2 separate regions of the Homo sapiens genome follow, and region 1 is linked to region 2. A link is an interaction called in ENCODE POLR2A ChIA-PET data of the cell type or tissue named here. Cell type or tissue: GM12878. All regions are shown on one strand. Links, peaks and the distances in the headings refer to the core of each region. The heading gives the core; the rest is flanking DNA.

What was found. ChIA-PET counts read pairs that join two places held together with the same protein. Peaks named below come from ENCODE experiments on the same cell type or tissue, not always from the same donor. Only the 100,000 strongest peaks of a DNase experiment are listed, where the experiment ranks them.
Region 1: POLR2A ChIA-PET joins it to region 2 with 5 read pairs; 3 of 35 experiments call an interaction of 5 or more read pairs at or near these places.

Annotation. Positions count from the first base shown.
Region 1 is chr10:94,491,285-94,499,559 of GRCh38, forward strand. It overlaps TBC1D12 (TBC1 domain family member 12), which reads left to right. Exons shown (of 13, transcript NM_015188.2): 4 at 2,081-2,163; 5 at 5,771-5,888. Among named protein-coding and RNA genes, the nearest start is that of HELLS, 50 kb to the right of the region's middle. In GM12878, for the core only: no CTCF peak of the experiment used is centred there; a DNase peak (open chromatin) is centred at 4,927; H3K4me3 peaks cover 378 bases; H3K27ac peaks cover 553 bases.
Region 2 is chr10:94,434,202-94,442,476 of GRCh38, forward strand. It overlaps TBC1D12 (TBC1 domain family member 12), which reads left to right. Exons shown (of 13, transcript NM_015188.2): 2 at 7,695-7,818. Among named protein-coding and RNA genes, the nearest start is that of TBC1D12, 36 kb to the left of the region's middle. In GM12878, for the core only: no CTCF peak of the experiment used is centred there; no DNase peak of the experiment used is centred there.

The DNA of each region.
Region 1 (8,275 bases), core at 3,610-6,109, 57 kb after region 2:
TGACTAATTTGAGAAGAGGAGGTAGAATTTATAATTTGAAAATTTGTCACATACCTTTTTCCACACTAGCCTGTTGAAAAGAAAAGACTGACTCCTAAAACTGGACACTATTATGATTATATTTGGATAAGTGATAATATACCAGTGTATTTCTTTTTGCATTTTTTATATCTAAATCACTGACTCTGTGAAGCCATTGATTTGATAAACCAAAATACGGTGTAGTAGTTACCCCTTATTGGCGGTTTTGCTTAAGGCAATTTCAGTTACCTGTACTCAGCTGTGGTTTGAAAACATTAAGTGGAAAATTCCAGAAATAACTTTTAATTTTTAAATTGCGTGCCATTCTGAGTAGCATGATGAAATCTCACTGTCCTGCTCCATCCTGCTAGGGACATGAGTTCAGTTTATCTGCACTATATACACTACCCATCTGGTAGTTCAGTTAGTAACCTTCTTGGTTGTCAGATCGACTGTTGGTGATACCACAGCGCCTGTGTTCAAAGAACCCTTATTTTATTAGTAATGCCCCCAAAGCTTAAGAGTAGTGGTGCTGACAATTCAGATATGCCAAAGAGAAGCTGTAAAGTTCCTCCTTTAAGCAAAAAGGTGAAAGTTCTCAAATTAATAAGAAAAAAAAATCATATGCTGAAGTTGCTAAGATCTGTGGTAAGAATCAGTTTCCTATCCATGAAATTGTGAAGAATGAAAAAGAAATTTATGCTAGTGTTACTGTTGCACCTTAAATTGCAAAAGTTACTACCATAGAGCACGGTGTTCAGTTATGATTGAAAAGACATTAAATTTATGGGTGGAAGATATGAACAAAAATGTGTTCCAATTGATGGCAACATATTGTGCTGGGTTAACTTAATCTCAATTAAATTAAACTTTATCATAGTTATGTATGTATAGGAAAAAACCTGGTATATATAGGGTTTGTTACTGTCTGAGGTTTCAGGCATCCACTGGAGGTCTTGGAACATAACTCCTAAGGATAAGGGGGGACTACTATGTATGCAAATGATGGATGATCCAGTTTTTTAGTTAAAATGTTGTCTTAAAACTCTAATTAGTGGAAAGCAGTTTGACAGTTTATTGTAAAGGTATATCCACACTTACTATATAACCCAAGACTTTTGTTTAACTAAGGGAAATGAAAGCAAATGTCTACACAAAAACTTGATGTTAATTTTTACAGTAGTTTTATTAATAATGGCCTCAATCTGGAAACAATCCAAGTGTCCACCCACATGGATAAATGGAATACTACTCAGCAATTAAAAGGAATACATTACTAATACAACAACATGAATGATTTTCAAAACTGTGCTGAGCAAAAGAAGCCAGACATTAGTCCTTCAATGTAAATTAAAACAAAAAAAGCCAGACACAAGAGTCTATAAAATTCTTGAAGAGGAAACAAATTAATCTGTAGTGATAGAAATCAAAGAAAGAATTTTGTGAGGGGTACCACAAGGAAACTTAGTGGAATGATGGGAATGTTCTATATCTTGATTGGTTAGTTAGCTGCACAGGTATATACATTTGTCAAGACTCATCAAACTATTCTTAAAATATGTTTATTCATTTTATTATATGAAAATTATATCTGAAAAAAGTTGACTAAAGAAAACTCTAGTAAGTGAGTTTAACAAATAACCTAAAAATATTGACTGAAATCTGAAATGGACTGGGCTCAGTGGCTCACACCTGTAATCCCAGCACTTTGGGAGGCTGAGTCAGGAGGATTGCTTCAACCCAGGAGTTTGAGACTAGCCTGAGCAACATAGTGAGACCCCATCTCTATTTTTTTAATCTGAAATGTTTAAATATATACCAACTTATATACACATGACATAGAACTACACACACACACACACACACACACCACATATTAACAACCTGGATTCTGATTCTGTTCTAAAATGCACAGTTCTTTTCAGCCTTTCACTTCCTTAATGTATGAAATGAGGTTAGTTTAGAAATTCTTTGCATCTGGGTGTAAAAACAAATAAGTTAGTAAGTTGAAAGTTAATCTTTTAAAAATTGTCTTGACTTAAGTAATTTTTTTTTCCAGAAATCTTCCTGCCAAATCTGTGGAAGAAGCTTTACGTCACCGACAAGAATACGATGAGATGGTGGCTGAGGCTAAAAAACGAGGTATAAAATTTAACTCCAAATGGTATAATTTTCTGATTTTAATAAGAAGATGGATGGTAAAATTCATCAAGTCTGTCTTCAAGATGATACTGAATTCTTTTTTTTATTTCTTTTTTCGTTTCTTTTTTGAGTCTTGCTCTGTTGCCCAGCCTGGTATGCAGTGATGCAGTCACAGCTCACTGTAGCCTGACCTTCCAGGCTCAAGCAGTCCTTTTACCTCTCAGCCTCCCAAGTAGCTGGGACCACAGGCACGTGCCACCATGCTTGGCTAGTTTTTTGTATTGTTTGTAGAGATGAGGTTTTACCATGTTGCCCATGCTTTTATTTTTCTCTACTATTTTTATAATTAAGTTTGTTCTAAAGGAGGAATAAAATGACATACCAGGATCATAGTTTTTCTGCATGTACTTTTACAGAATAGGAGGAATCTTGAAATTACAGTCATAAAACTTGGACTTCTACTATCTTAGTTTATAAATAAAGATAATAATTCATGAATCTATTAATGAATTTCACTTTTTACCATTTTTATATTTTATAATTAATTTCTAATTATTTTATAATTTAATAATTTTAACTTTCTATATGGCTGTGAGAATATGATTTGAAACTCAAAATTTTTTTGTGACTTACAGAGTCTCTCTAGAGGCCCAATTGTGTCATTTGGTTAGGTGCATAAAAGTATACTCTTGTGTGTATAAATTTACGTATTCATTCATTCTCTTTTCCAACCAAAAAAATAATATCAGGATAATTTAATGGTGTTTATTTCCTGACAGTTGTTATTTCAGGATAAACATACATTTTTAGAAGATATTACACAGCTGTATACATTTTTAGACTTAACATCTAACACCTTATTAACAACTGATATTTTTTCCTTTGACTTAAGTTAATGGACTGTTATAATAGTATACAGTTCTGCTTTATGGTGCTATTTTGGAATTGAAGTTACTTCTTTAATGTTAAGTAAACATAGGATATATAAGGCTAGTTATATTGTTCTAGAAGGTATTTAAACATTAGTTGAGTGTATTTTACTATACAGAATTCGAAATATTTCTGACATATCCAATTAAGTATTTATCTATTTATTACTTATTTTTATTTTTTTGAGACAGGGTCTTGCTCTGTCACCCAGGCTAGAGTGCAGTGATGCGAACTTGGCTCACTGCAGCCTCAATCTCCCAGGCTCAGGAGATCCTCTCACCTCAGCCTCCCAAGTAGCTGGGACCATAGGCGTGCACCACCACGCCCAGTTAATTTTTGTATTTTTTTGTGGAGACAGGTTTCGCCATATAGGCCAGGCTAGTCTTAAACTCCTGACCTCAAGTGATCCACCCACCTCGGCCTCCCAAAGTGCTGGGATTTCAGGTGTGAGCCACCACATCCAGCCTAAGTTTTTATTTTTTATTATGTATTTATTTATTTTAGAGACGGGGTCGCACTTGTTACCTAGGCCAGAGTGCAGTGGTACAATTATAGCTCACTGCAGCCTCGAATTCCTGGGCTCAAGCAATCCTCCTGCCTCAGCTTCCCTGGTAGCTGGGATTGCAGGTGCATGCCACCACACCCAGCTCTTTTTTTTTTTTTTGAGACAAAATCTCACTCTGTCACCCAGGCTGGAGTGCAGTGGCGCAATCTCGGCTCACTGTGACCTCCGCTGCCTGGGTTCAAGTGATTCTCCTACCTCAGCCTCCAGAGTGGCGGGGATTATAGGTGCCCGCCACCAGGCCCAGCTAATTTTTGTATTTTTAATGGAGACGGGGTTTTGCCATGTTGGCCAGGCTGGTCTCGAACTCTTGACCTCAAGTGATCCACCTGCCTTGGCCACCCAAAGTGCTGGAATTACAGGCGTGAGCCACCATGCCCAGCCCCAGCTCATTTTTTAGAAGTTATTTTGTAGAGATGATGTATCTCTATGTTGCCCAGGCTGGTCTCAAACTCCTGGCCTCAAGCAATTCTCCCACCTGGGCCTCCCAAGAGCGTTGAGATTATAGGCATGAACCACTGTGCCTGGCTCCAGTTAAGTTTTTATTAATTTTAAAATTTTTACTATATGATTACTATGTAAGATAACTATTGGTACTGGATGATCTTAAAAGCATGGTATGATAGGGATAATATTGAACTGAGGAATCAGAAGGCCACAGCTTTAACCTTGTTTGATACTACCTTGGTGTGATACTCTGAACAGGCCTGATGTTAGTTTTCTCATGCGTAACATGTGAGAGGCAGGTCAGCTTAATCAGGGCTTTGAAGCTTCTCTTTCATCATTTTTTTTTTGTTGTTGGTAAAGCAGTGGAACATTCTCCCAAGAAATCTTATATAGAATATGAATACATAAAACAAATAAAAGAAAGTAGAGATTGTCGGCCAGATGCGGTAGCTCACGCCTATAACCCCAGCACTTTGGGAGGCTAAGGCAGGCAGATCGTGAGGTCAGGTGTTTGAGACCAGCCTGGCCAGCATGGTGAATCTCTGTCTCTACTAAAAATACAAAAAATTAGCTGGGCATGGTGGTGTGACCCTGTAATGCCAGCTACTGGAGAGGCTGAGGCAGGAGAATTGCTTGATCCCGGGAGGTAGAGGTTGCAGTGAGCAGAGATCGCACCACTGCACTGCAGCCTGGGCAACAGAGCGAGACTCTGTTTCAAAAAAAGAAGAAAGAAAGTAGAGATTGTTTACTTGGCCTTCTGCTTGCCCCTCAAGATGGTCTGAGGCATATCTGAAAAAACAATTTGAAAACAGTTTGGCTAGCTGGTCTCTGACATCCTCACTGGTTCTAAAATTACATAAAGTTTTGATTTATGACTCACTTTCGTCTGTATTTGAGACATCTCTTCTTCTGAAATTGTCACCTTTGATTTTCAGAGAGATATTTTCTTCCTCTAACTTTTGCCTCAGAATCTAAGAGATGTACTGTTAATATATGTGTTTTGGGGGACATTTTAAAATTTCAAACTAGTAAAGTGAAACACCATATTAAAAAGAGTTAATATACTAATAATGCTACTGACAAAATCATTTTGGAATGTCATGTGAGTTATGTCAGAAAATTTATAAACCCTTGTAGGAAAAATGGGTATTGGTTAGTTGCCCACAGTTGTTTGTTTTTTATATAGTTAATTCATAAGAAATTTGACTTCATAGATTTAGTGTAAATAGAAATATGTGATAAAGTAATCTACTTAAATTATTTTTCTGACCTTTTATTCCACTTACTTTTATAGTAGAACAGGAGATGTTATTTTAAAATTATGTTAATAACTGGGCATGGTGGCACACATGTGTAGTCCAAGCTGTTCAGGAAGTTGAGATATGAGGATTTATTTAAGTCCAGGAGTTCAAGGCCACCTGAGCAACGTGGCGAGACCCATCTCTAAAAAAAGAGAAAACAAAGAATAGAAAATTATGTTAATCAAGTTCATTTACTTTCACTTTTTCCCTCCCTTTCTTTCCCTGTCCCTCCCTCCCTTATTTCCTTCCTTCCTCTTATGATAATATTCTTTTTGAGAAAGTCTATTTTGTAGAGTTTAGGTAAATGGAGAAAAGGATTTTGATCTAGCTTATTTGTATTGAAATAATTTTTACTCGTTTAAAACAGAAATTAAGGAAGCACATAAAAGAAAAAGAATCATGAAAGAACGATTTAAGCAGGAAGAAAATATTGCAAGTGCAATGGTAATTTGGATCAATGAAATACTGCCCAATTGGGAAGTAATGTAAGTAAGCAGACTTTTCCTAAATTCCCATTTGTCTCCGAAGATCTCATGTTTCTTTTTTTTTTTTTAATTTATTATTATTATACTTTAAGTTTTAGGGTACATGTGCACAATGTGCAGGTTAGTTACATATGTATACATGTGCCATGCTGGTGCGCTGAGATCTCATGTTTCTGATTCTGTATTTTTATTATTTCCAGCATATATTTTATGCTTTGGCTAAATTATACTATTAATTAATGCCTGAAAATTTCCATATTTGCATCTGTGCCTTTGCTTTTGTAAATCCCTCAGTGTCTACCACCTACTTCCCTTACTGACCATCCTCTGTGTCTGCTAAATCTTTTTTTTTTTTTTTTTTTTTTGAGACGGAGTCTCGCTCTGTCACCCAGGCTGGAGTGCAGTGGCGTGGTCTCCGCTCACTGCAAGCTCCGCCTCCCGGGTTCACACCATTCTCTGGCCTCAGCCTCCCGAGTAGCTGGGACTACAGGCGCCTGCCACCGCGCCTGGCTAATTTTTTTTTTTTTTGTATTTTTAGTGGAGATGGGGTTTCACCGTGGTGTCTGCTAAATCTTACCTATCCTTTGGGACCCAACTGAAATGCTAATTGATTTATGAAACTTTTAATGTCTTTGGTTACTGTGTTTTCTTTTTTTTTTTTTTTTTCTGAGACGGAGTCTCGCTCTGTTGCCCAGGCTAGAGTGCAGTGGCACAATCTCGGCTCACTGCAAGCTCCGCCTCCCGGGTTCATGCCATTCTCCCACCTCAGCCTCCCGAGTAGCTGGGACTACAGGCACTCGCCACCATGCCCTGCTAATTTTTTGTATTTTTAGTAGAGACGGGGTTTCACCATTCACAGGATGGTCTCGATCTCCTGACCTTGTGATCTGCCTGCCTCGGCCTCCCCAAGTGCTGAGATTACAGGCGTGAGCCACCGTGCCCGGCCTAGTTACTGTATTTTCTTAATGCTAACATACCATCAATTGTAAGACGCACTATTGATGTAATAGCAGTTATTTGGAAAGAGAATATTAAATATATAAATGTATTAGAAGATGCACTTATTGTTAAAATGATTTTTAAAGTGTTTATCTCATAATCAAGGAAATATGTATGATCTTTCCCTTATGTAAATGTCCCATCATCATACTTTGAGACTAATATACTTATCTTGCCTTTGCATTTATTTATTCATTTTTAAGTTATTTTGCCAGCATCTTTTTAATGATAAATAATAATTGTATATATTTATATGGTACAGGGTGATTTGTTTTTTTGTTTTTGTTTTTGTTTTGTTTTGAGACAGAGTCTCCCTCTGTCACCCAGGCTGGAGTGCAGTGGCGCGATCTCAGCTCACTGCAACCTCTACCTCCTGGATTCAGACGATTCTTATGCCTTAGTCTCCCTAGTAGCAGGGACTACAGGCATCTGCCACCATACCCGGCTAATTGTTTTGTATATTTAGTAGAAACAGGGCTTCACCATATTGGCCAGGCTAGTCTCAAACTCCTGGCCTCAAGTGATCAGCCTGCCTTGACTTCCCAAAGTGCTGGAATTATAGGTGTGAGCCACTGCACCCTACCGTGATGTGTTTTTTGAGGGTTTTTTTTTTTCAAGACGAGGTCTCACTCTGTTGCCCAGGCTGGGGTGTAGTGGCGAGATCAAGGCTCACCGCAACCCCGACCTCCCTGGGCTCAGGTGATCCTCCTGCCTCAGCCTCCTGAGTAGCTGGGACTACAGGTATGTGCTAACACGTCCAGCTAAGTTTTGTATTTTTTTATAGATATGGGGTCTCACTGTGTTGCCCAGGCTGGTCTCGAACTTTTGGGTTCAAGCAATCTGCCTGCCTTGGCCTCTCAAAGTGCTAGGATTACAGGTGTGAGCCACCTGCCTGGTGCAATGTGTTGTTTTGGTATATGTTTACATTATGGAATGATTAAATCAAGCTAATTAACACATCCATCAGCTCACGTATTTCTCAGTATTTTGTGGTAAAACATTTAAAATCTGCTCATTTAGCAATTTTGAAACATACAGTTCATTATTATTTATTATAGTCACCATTCTATGTAATAGGTCACTAACACTTATTTCTTCTAACGGAAGTTTGTACCCTTTGATCAACATCTCACCTTTCTCCATTCACTTTACTCCCCGCTCCCCGGCCATAACCACCATTCTACCCCCTACTTTTATGAGATTGACTTTTTTGGATTCCACATATAAGTGAGGTTATGTGTTGATTTTTCTGTGCCTGGTTTATTTCACGTGGCACAATATCCTACAGGTTCATCTGTGTTGTTGCAAATGACAGAATTTCTTTCTTATTGCCTTTTTACATAACATTTTAAAATATGCCTTATCTTCCCTCTCGACTGGAGGGTTGG
Region 2 (8,275 bases), core at 3,629-6,128:
ATGGATTAAAAATATGAAAATTGGCCAGGTACAGTGGCTCACGCCTGTAATCCCAGCACTTTGGGAGGCCGAGGCAGGTGGATCACTTGAGGTCAGGAGTTCGAGACCAGCCTGACCAACATGGTGAAACCCTGTCTCTACTAAAAATACAAAAATTAGCCAGGCGTGGTGGTGTGCGCCTGTAATCCCAGCTACTCAGGGGGCTGAGGCAGGAGAATTGCTTGAACCCGGGAGATGGAGGTTGCAGTGAGCCAAGACTGTGCTGCTGCACTCCAGCCTGGACGACACAGCAAGACTCCATTTAAAAAAAAAAAAAAAAGAAAAAGAAAATCTTTTAACCATTTTAGTTAGGGCTCTCCAGTTACTAGGGAGTCCTGACTGGGACATTAGGATTACATGATGTAATAAAAACTAGTATTTTGGGGCTGGATGCAATGGTTCACACCTGTAATCCCAGCCTTTGGGAGGCCGAGGCGGGAAGATTACTTGAGCTCAGGAGTTCGAGACCAGCCTGGGAAACATAGTGAGACCTCGTCTCTACAAAACATTTAAAATATTAGCTGGGTGTTGTGGTGTGTGCCTGTGGTCCCAGCTACTCAGGAGGCTGAGGCAAGAGGACTGTTTGAGCCTGAGAGGTCGAGCTCTTTTTATTTTGTCATTGATCCATTCTGAGAGTGGAACCCTTATGACCTAAATACCTCCCATTAGGCCCCACCTCCAAATACTGTTGCATTGAGGATTAAGTTTCCAACAGATGAATTTTGGGGAACACATTCAGATCATAGGACTGAACATTGTTTTTTCAAGTTTCATTCATGGTGATGAATTAGCTTTTGTTGCTTTTCACGGAGGAATAATATTACATTTGCAAATATACCACAATTAGAATTTTCTATTCTTCTGTCAGTGGATTTTTGGATTTTGAGTAGGTTTTTGCTCTTTTGAACAGTGTTGTCCTGAATGTTGTTATATATGTATTCCAAATGTACATGTCCAGGACTTTGCTTAGGATTCGTGGCTAGAAGTCTAATTGCTAGATGGTAGGGTATGCAGCTGTTCAACTTTATGAGCTAGAAACAACTGTATTTATATCATGTAAATATCAAAACAAATTTATATCATGTAAATTTCTAACAGTGTTCTTCCCCTTCTAAACTTGGTATTATCAGGTTTCTTAGGTTTTGCTAAGATTTTATATACAGTGGTCAATACATTACAAATGTTACTCTGTTTTTAGTTTGTGAGCTCCCTTATTACTAATGAGGCTAAATATTGTGTGATAGATCTCATTTGCCATTTGTTTTCCCTCTTTCTGCAATACCTTTTATCTATTTTTTATTAGATTATCTTTTATGAAAGTGGTTAGTGGAGTTCTTTGTATTTTCTGTGTGCTAATTTTTTGTCATTTATGTGTGTTGGAATTTATCCTCTAAATTTATGTCTTTTTACTTTGTTTATAGTGCTCTTTGAACAGAACTCATTACTTTTTATGCTGGTGATTTTATCAAGTTTTAAAAATTAATGCTTTTGGGACTGATTTTTAGATTTTTCCCTGTGAGATTAGAAGAAAAATTCTCCTGTGTTTCTTTCTAAAGCTTTCAAAAGTTTGCCTTTCGTGTATAACTGTTTGATACATTGGGAACTGACTGTGGTATGTGGTAGGAATCCAATTTATTTTCTTTCACATTGCTAGCCGGAGGTCCCGATACTATTTATTACACAATCTTTCCTCGTTGATCTGCAGTGCCACCTGTGTTTCCATTTATGCTTGGGTATGTTTCTGAGTTGTTTATTCTTTCTCCATTGATTAATTTCTTTATCCCTGGGTCAATACCATATGTTGTTAAAAACTGTAATGTTATGGTAAATTTGGATATCTGTTAGGGCAACTCAGCCTTGCCTTTTTTCTTCTTGAAAATATCTTATTTTGGGTCCTTTATTCCTTTTTTTTTTTTGAGATGGAGTCTCACTTTTTTGCTAGCTGGAGTGCAGTGATGCAATCTCAGCTCACTGCACCTCCGCCTCCTGGGTTCAGTTGATTCTCCTGCCTCAGCCTCCCAAGTAGCTGTGACTACAGGCGCGCGCCACCACGCCCAGCTAATTTTTGTATTTTTAGTAGAGATGGGGTTTCACCATGTTGGCCATGATGGTCTCGATCTCTTGACCTCATGATCCACCTGCCTCAGCCTCCCAAAGTGCTGGGATTACAGGTGTGAACCACTGTGCCCGCCCAGGTCCTTTATTCTTTAACATAAATTTTTGAGTTTCCTTCAAGTTCCTAAAAAATCTTGTTGGGTTTCTGATGGGAATTGGATGAAATTGATAGATAAGTTTGGGGAGAATTGATATTTTTATGATAGTGTTTTCCTTTCTATAAATGTGAACTATCTTTCTATTTAATGAGGTTTTCTTTAATGTGGTTCAATAATGTATCATTTCATTCTCTCTATAAATTTTTATAAAACTTTGGCTAGATTTCTTCTCACATACCTTGTATTTTCTTGCTATTATATCTCTTTAGATTTTAAAAAATTTCCAGCTGTCATTGATGATACAAAGTCAAAATTGCTTTTTTTAAAAAAAGAAAAAAATCTTTTTTTTTTTTAATGCTTTAATGCTTTTTAGCCTCCCGAGTAGCTGGGACTACAGGCGCGCACCACCACGCACAGCTAATTTTTGTATTTTTAGTAGAGACGGGATTTCACCATGTTGGCCAGGATGGTCTCTATCTCTTGACCTCGTGATCTACCTGCCTTGGCCTCCCAAAGTGCTGGGATTACAGGCATGAGCCATCATGCCCGGCCTCTCCTTCATTCTTGAAGGATAGTTTTGTTGGATATGGAATTTTTGGTGGACAATTTTTTTTTTTCCTTTCTGACCTTTAAATATGTAATCTTACTTCTGGCCTCCATGGTTTCTGAAGAGAAATAAGCTGTTAATCTTATTGAGGATCTCTGGTTTTGATGGTACCTCTCACTTATTGTTTTCAAAATTGTCTTTGAGTTTCAGCAGTTTGACTATAATGTATCTCAGTGTGAACCTCCTTGAGTTTATTCTGCTTAAAGTTGTTGAGTTTCTTGGATGTGTAGATTATGTCTTTCCTCAGATTTGGGAAGTTTTTGGTTATTTTCTTTTTTTTTTTGAGACAGAGTCTCGCTGTGTCACCCAGGCTGGAGTGCAGTGGTACAATCTTGGCTCACTGCGAGCTCCGCCTCCTGGGTTCACACCATTCTTCTGCCTCAGCCCTCCGGAGTAGCTGAGACTACAGGCGCCCGCCACCATGCCTGGCTAATTTTTTGTATTTTTAGTAGAGATGGGGTTTCACCATGTTAGCCAGGAAGGTCTCGATTTCCTGACTTTGTGATCCACTTGCCTTGGCCTCCCAAAGTGAGTTATTTCTTCACGTATTTTTTCTGCCTCTTTGTCTTTCCCTTCTCCTTGGTCTTTTATGGTACGTAGTTGGTACACTTAGTAATGTCTCACAGGCCCCTCAGGCTCTGTTCCTTTTTCTTCATTCTTTTTTCTTTCTACTACTGAGAGTGGACAGTTTCAATTTTCTTATCATCATATTTGCCAGCTCTTTCTTCTGCCTGCTCAAATTTGCTGTTGAGTACATCTGGTGAATTTTTTATTTTAGTTGTTTTTCAGCTCCAGAATTTGTTGTGTTGCTTATTATAATTTCTGCCTTTACTGGTATTCTCATTTTGTTCATACATTTTCCCCCTTTATCCTCCTTTATTACCTTTCGTTCTTTGTCCATGGGTTTTTTTCTTTTTCAATCTCCTGGAGCTTTTTTTTTTTTTTTTTTTTTTTTTTTATGAAATTGACTTAATGTCTTTGACTAGTAATTACTTTGGGCTTCCTCAGGGAAGATTTTTGTCAAATTCCTTTTTCTAGGGAATGGGCCATACTTTCCCGTTTCTTGGTATGTTTTGTAATTTTTTGTTGTTGACAACTGGATACTCTGAGTATTATAGTATGGTAACTATAAATCTGTTTCTCCCACTCCTCAGTGATTGCTGTTTTTTGCTTGTTGAGGGCTGAAGCCACCTGTTTGTGACTTTACAAGCTATTTTCACAAAGTATGTATTCCATATTGTGTATGGTCACAAGTTTTTGTTCTGTTGTCTCTGTGGCTAGCTGGTGACCTGACAAAGATTTTCTTAGATATCTGGCTCCAAAAAAGGAGATCAAAAAGGTTTTACCTTTTTTATTGTTCTAATAATACTTACAGTGAAAGCCACTGCTGTGGAGAGTAGTGAAACTGATGCATGTGCCTGCATCACTCCCTTAGGGCCAGACCAACCAAAATGTACAACCCTAAATTTTGAAGGACATGATCCCTACTGTCCCTCCTGGCACCGGTTAGCAACTCCAGGAACATGGGCTGCTATCCCCACTGCCACAAGAGGTGGTGGGTGTGGTGGTGGTGGTTGTGAGGAATAGGGGAAGGTAATTGGTTTATGCATGCTGCTTATTCATACTTATGAAAGATCGGTAGCCTCTTCCTTCATCAAGCACTCCCCTGGTTGTTAAAAGGGTTTGGTCAGTTCCTAGAGTTCTACTAAAGTACTTGATTCCAGTTACTCTTAGTTTTTTTTTTTAACTCTTACTTTTTTTGAGACAGAGTCTTGCTCTGTCTCCCAGGCTGGAGTACAGTGGTGCGATCTCAGCTCACTGCAACCTCCGCCTCCTGGGTTCAAGCAATTCACCTGTCTCAGCCTCCTGAGTAGCTGGGATTACAGGTTTGCGCCACCATGCCTGGCTAATTTTTGTATTTTTAGTGGAGACAGGGTTTCGCCATGTTGCCCAGGCTGGTCTCGAACTCCTGACCTCAGGTGATCCACCCGCCTCAGCCTCCCAAAGTGCTAGGATTACAGATGTGAGCCACCATGCCCCGCTCCAGTTACTCTTTCTAGCTCAACTTTTACTTTGGTGGGGAGACTGACCCCTAGATCTTTCTATTCTGTCATTTTGCATCCATGATGTCTTTTGAAGTTCAAATGTTTTAAATTTAGTTAAGCCCAGTTCATCAACTTTTTCTTTTGTAGATCATGTTTTTGTGTCATATCCAATAATTATTTTCTTAAACCATGGTGACAAAGATTTTTTCTTGTGTTTATTTGTGTGGGTAGATAGGAAACCTTTAGGGTGCAGGCAGGTCACGTAGGAATTGTAGAGGGAATATGACTTGATGAGAACTGTCTGGCCTGTGTGGGGCTTGCAGAGGAAATTGGCACACTGTTGCTGGCAGGAAGCCTTTGGTGGAGTCAATTTTTTTGTTGAGCAGGCTGCAGGAACGCCATCTCCAGGTTGAGGCTGCAGGTTCAGCAAGGCTGCAGGTTTGCTGAGGGGCTGCAGTCTGGGCATCGAGCTAAGCAGAATTTTACTGGATGTCCTCACACTTCTACCCGATCCACTCTGCAGCAGCTGGAAACCACAGGAGAGCCCCTTTCTCCTTCAGTGTCCCTTTGGTGCCCTCTACCCAGAAAGCTTAATAATTTCATGTTTGTTTTAAAGGAGAAATGATTAAAGGAATTTTTTCTGTTATCTTAGAGCATAAAGGTGAATTTGGAGTTAAGAGGTATTAGAAGAATCATCAACAGAAATAATAAAAAGATAAACAAATTGGAAGGAAAATGATAGCCATAAATAAGATGTAGACATTTGTTTAAATCAGCTACAAAGTGTTTTCTTGATAAGTGGTACACAACGTATCAAACATTGTTTAAATTAATAGACCATCCTTTGAGGCTTCAAATTTTTTTCTTAGAAGTATTCCTAGTCCTCAGCATATTCATTATTGAAAACGTTCACCTATTTAGTGATCTTATGAAGTAGAGAATTAAGTCACTGTACATGGTCTCTGAGGTGAAACCTCCAGAGTATCTTAAAGTAGAAATTACTCTAGTGTCATATGTTTATTTCTGTTATACACCTGAGGAAATAAGAGTGTTTATTTCCTTTTCCTTTCTTTTTTTTTTTGGAGGCAGGGTCTTGCTCTGTTGCCCAGGCTGCAGTATAGTGGCAGTATCATAGCTCACTGCATCCTTAACTCCTGGGCCCAAGTGATTGTCCCACCCTAGCCTCCCAAGTAGCAGGGACTACAAGGTGTGCACCACCATGCCTGGCTATTTTTTTTAATTTTTATTTTTTGTAGAAACAGGGTCTCACTACATTGCCCAGGCTGTTCTCAAACTCCTGGGCTCAAGTGATCCTTTTGCTTTGGCCTCCCAGTGTTGGGATTACAGGCATGAGCCACTATGCCTGGCCATTTCTTTTCTTTATTATTGATTAGCCTGCATTCTTTTGTAGGAGTCCCTTAACATTTTTCATTAAAAACTTATTTTCTATTATCACTAATCTGCACTTTTAAGATATATTGATACGGCATTTTGAGTATAGATAAATCTAATTATTTGGGACTTCAATTTGGAACTGTTTGTAATTAATCATATGTGTGAATTAAGAATTTTCTTACTGTTCACTTATAGCTTATGCAAAGGGTTTATATTGAGTTGAATTCATCAGTACCTTCCTAATTGGTTCATTGGGCCCTGGTCATGTTGTTTTGATGGGTACATATGTTGAGTATCATCCCTGCTTACATAAAAAAATAGGTACTTAATTTGGTTGGTTAGGGCATGGAGATAATAGGTAAAATCCTTAATACTTGTGCAGGGTGCACAATGACGCGGAGTGCAATGAGGCGGTCTCGGCTCACTGCAACCTCCGCCTCTAGGGTTCAAGCGATTCTCCTGCCTCAGCTTCCCGAGTAGCTGGAATTACAGGTGCCCACCACCACGCTTGGCTAATTTTTGTATTTTTAGTAGAGACAGGGTTTCACCATGTTGGTCGGGCTAGTCTTGAGCTGCTGACCTCGTGATCCGCCCGCCTCAACCTCCCAAAGTGCTGGGATTACAGGTGTGAGCCATCGCACCTGTCCTGGGTTTTGTTTTTTTTTTTCTAGATTTTTCAGTGAGAGATACTTTCTTCCTTGGTTATATATTGACTCTTTTGTAGTAAGCTTTCTTGTACATAGCTGGCCTAGGAAAGACAGGTTATGTATATATATTATAGCAATAGGGGATTAGTAGATATAATTTTATTATAAATAACAAATTATTACTGTAAATAATATTTATCCAAATATTGTATTACTTAATCCTTTAACTGTTATATAGATTCTTTTAAATGTTTTTGTTTTCAGAATTTTGGCTCTTATTGTTAAGTACATGTACAGTCAATTCTAGTATACTTTGTAGCTGATTTAGACAAATGTTTGCATCTTATTTATGGCTATCATTTTCCTTCCAATTTGTTTATCTTTTTATTATTTCTGTTGATGATTCTTCTAATACCTCTATATAAGCCAGATAGTCTGTATTTTACTTTAAGTTCTGGGACACAGGTGCAGAATGTGCAGGTTTGTTACACAGGTATACGTGTGCCATGGTGGTTTGCTGCCCCTATCAACCTGTTATCTAGGTTTTAATCCCTGCATGCATTAGGTATTAAGCTACATATTCTTAATTGAGCCTTATTATTCTAAGTAATAGTGGTATAAGTAGTAGAAATAGTTTTATTTAAAAGTATTTTTGTTTTTGCCTTGGGAACAAACTTATTATAAAATTACTGTTAAATAGCTCTCTGGTTACAAAAAACACAATTCATGTAACTTTTCTGTGTTTCAGAAACCTTTTTCCAAAAAGGACAAAGGAACTCAAATCAGTTGTCCATAGTGCTCCTGGTTGGAAATTATTTGGTAAAGTCCCTCCTAGAGAGAATCTTCAGAAAACATCCAAAATCATTCAGCAGGTAAGTACTGACATAGCCATGTAGTTTACCCTAGCTTTTCAAGCATTCTTCTTCTTCTTCTTCTTTTTTTTTTTTTTTTTAAACTAACCATATTCTATTTTTATTCTTATTTTTCTAGATACAGACTTTTGGGATTATAAGTATTTATAGGGACCTGCTAAATTTTCTAGAAAAACAGGTCATATATTTTCTGTTATCTTTTATAATTGTGAAAATTCTTCAAATAGAACGTAGACTTTTTTTTTTAACCAGTTATTCCTTGAATAGATTTTTTAAAAACTTAGCTAATCACTCTCACCACATACTGTTTGACTTCCAGTTGAAGTTGGTAGCATTTGTCAGTGGCACAGATGTTCTGAATATTGGTAGTTGTGAACTGATGAAATATTAAAAAGCAAAAACTGAGTAGATTATGAGGTTGAACTCCTTCCTTTGTCACTTTTCTGGTGTCCTCTCT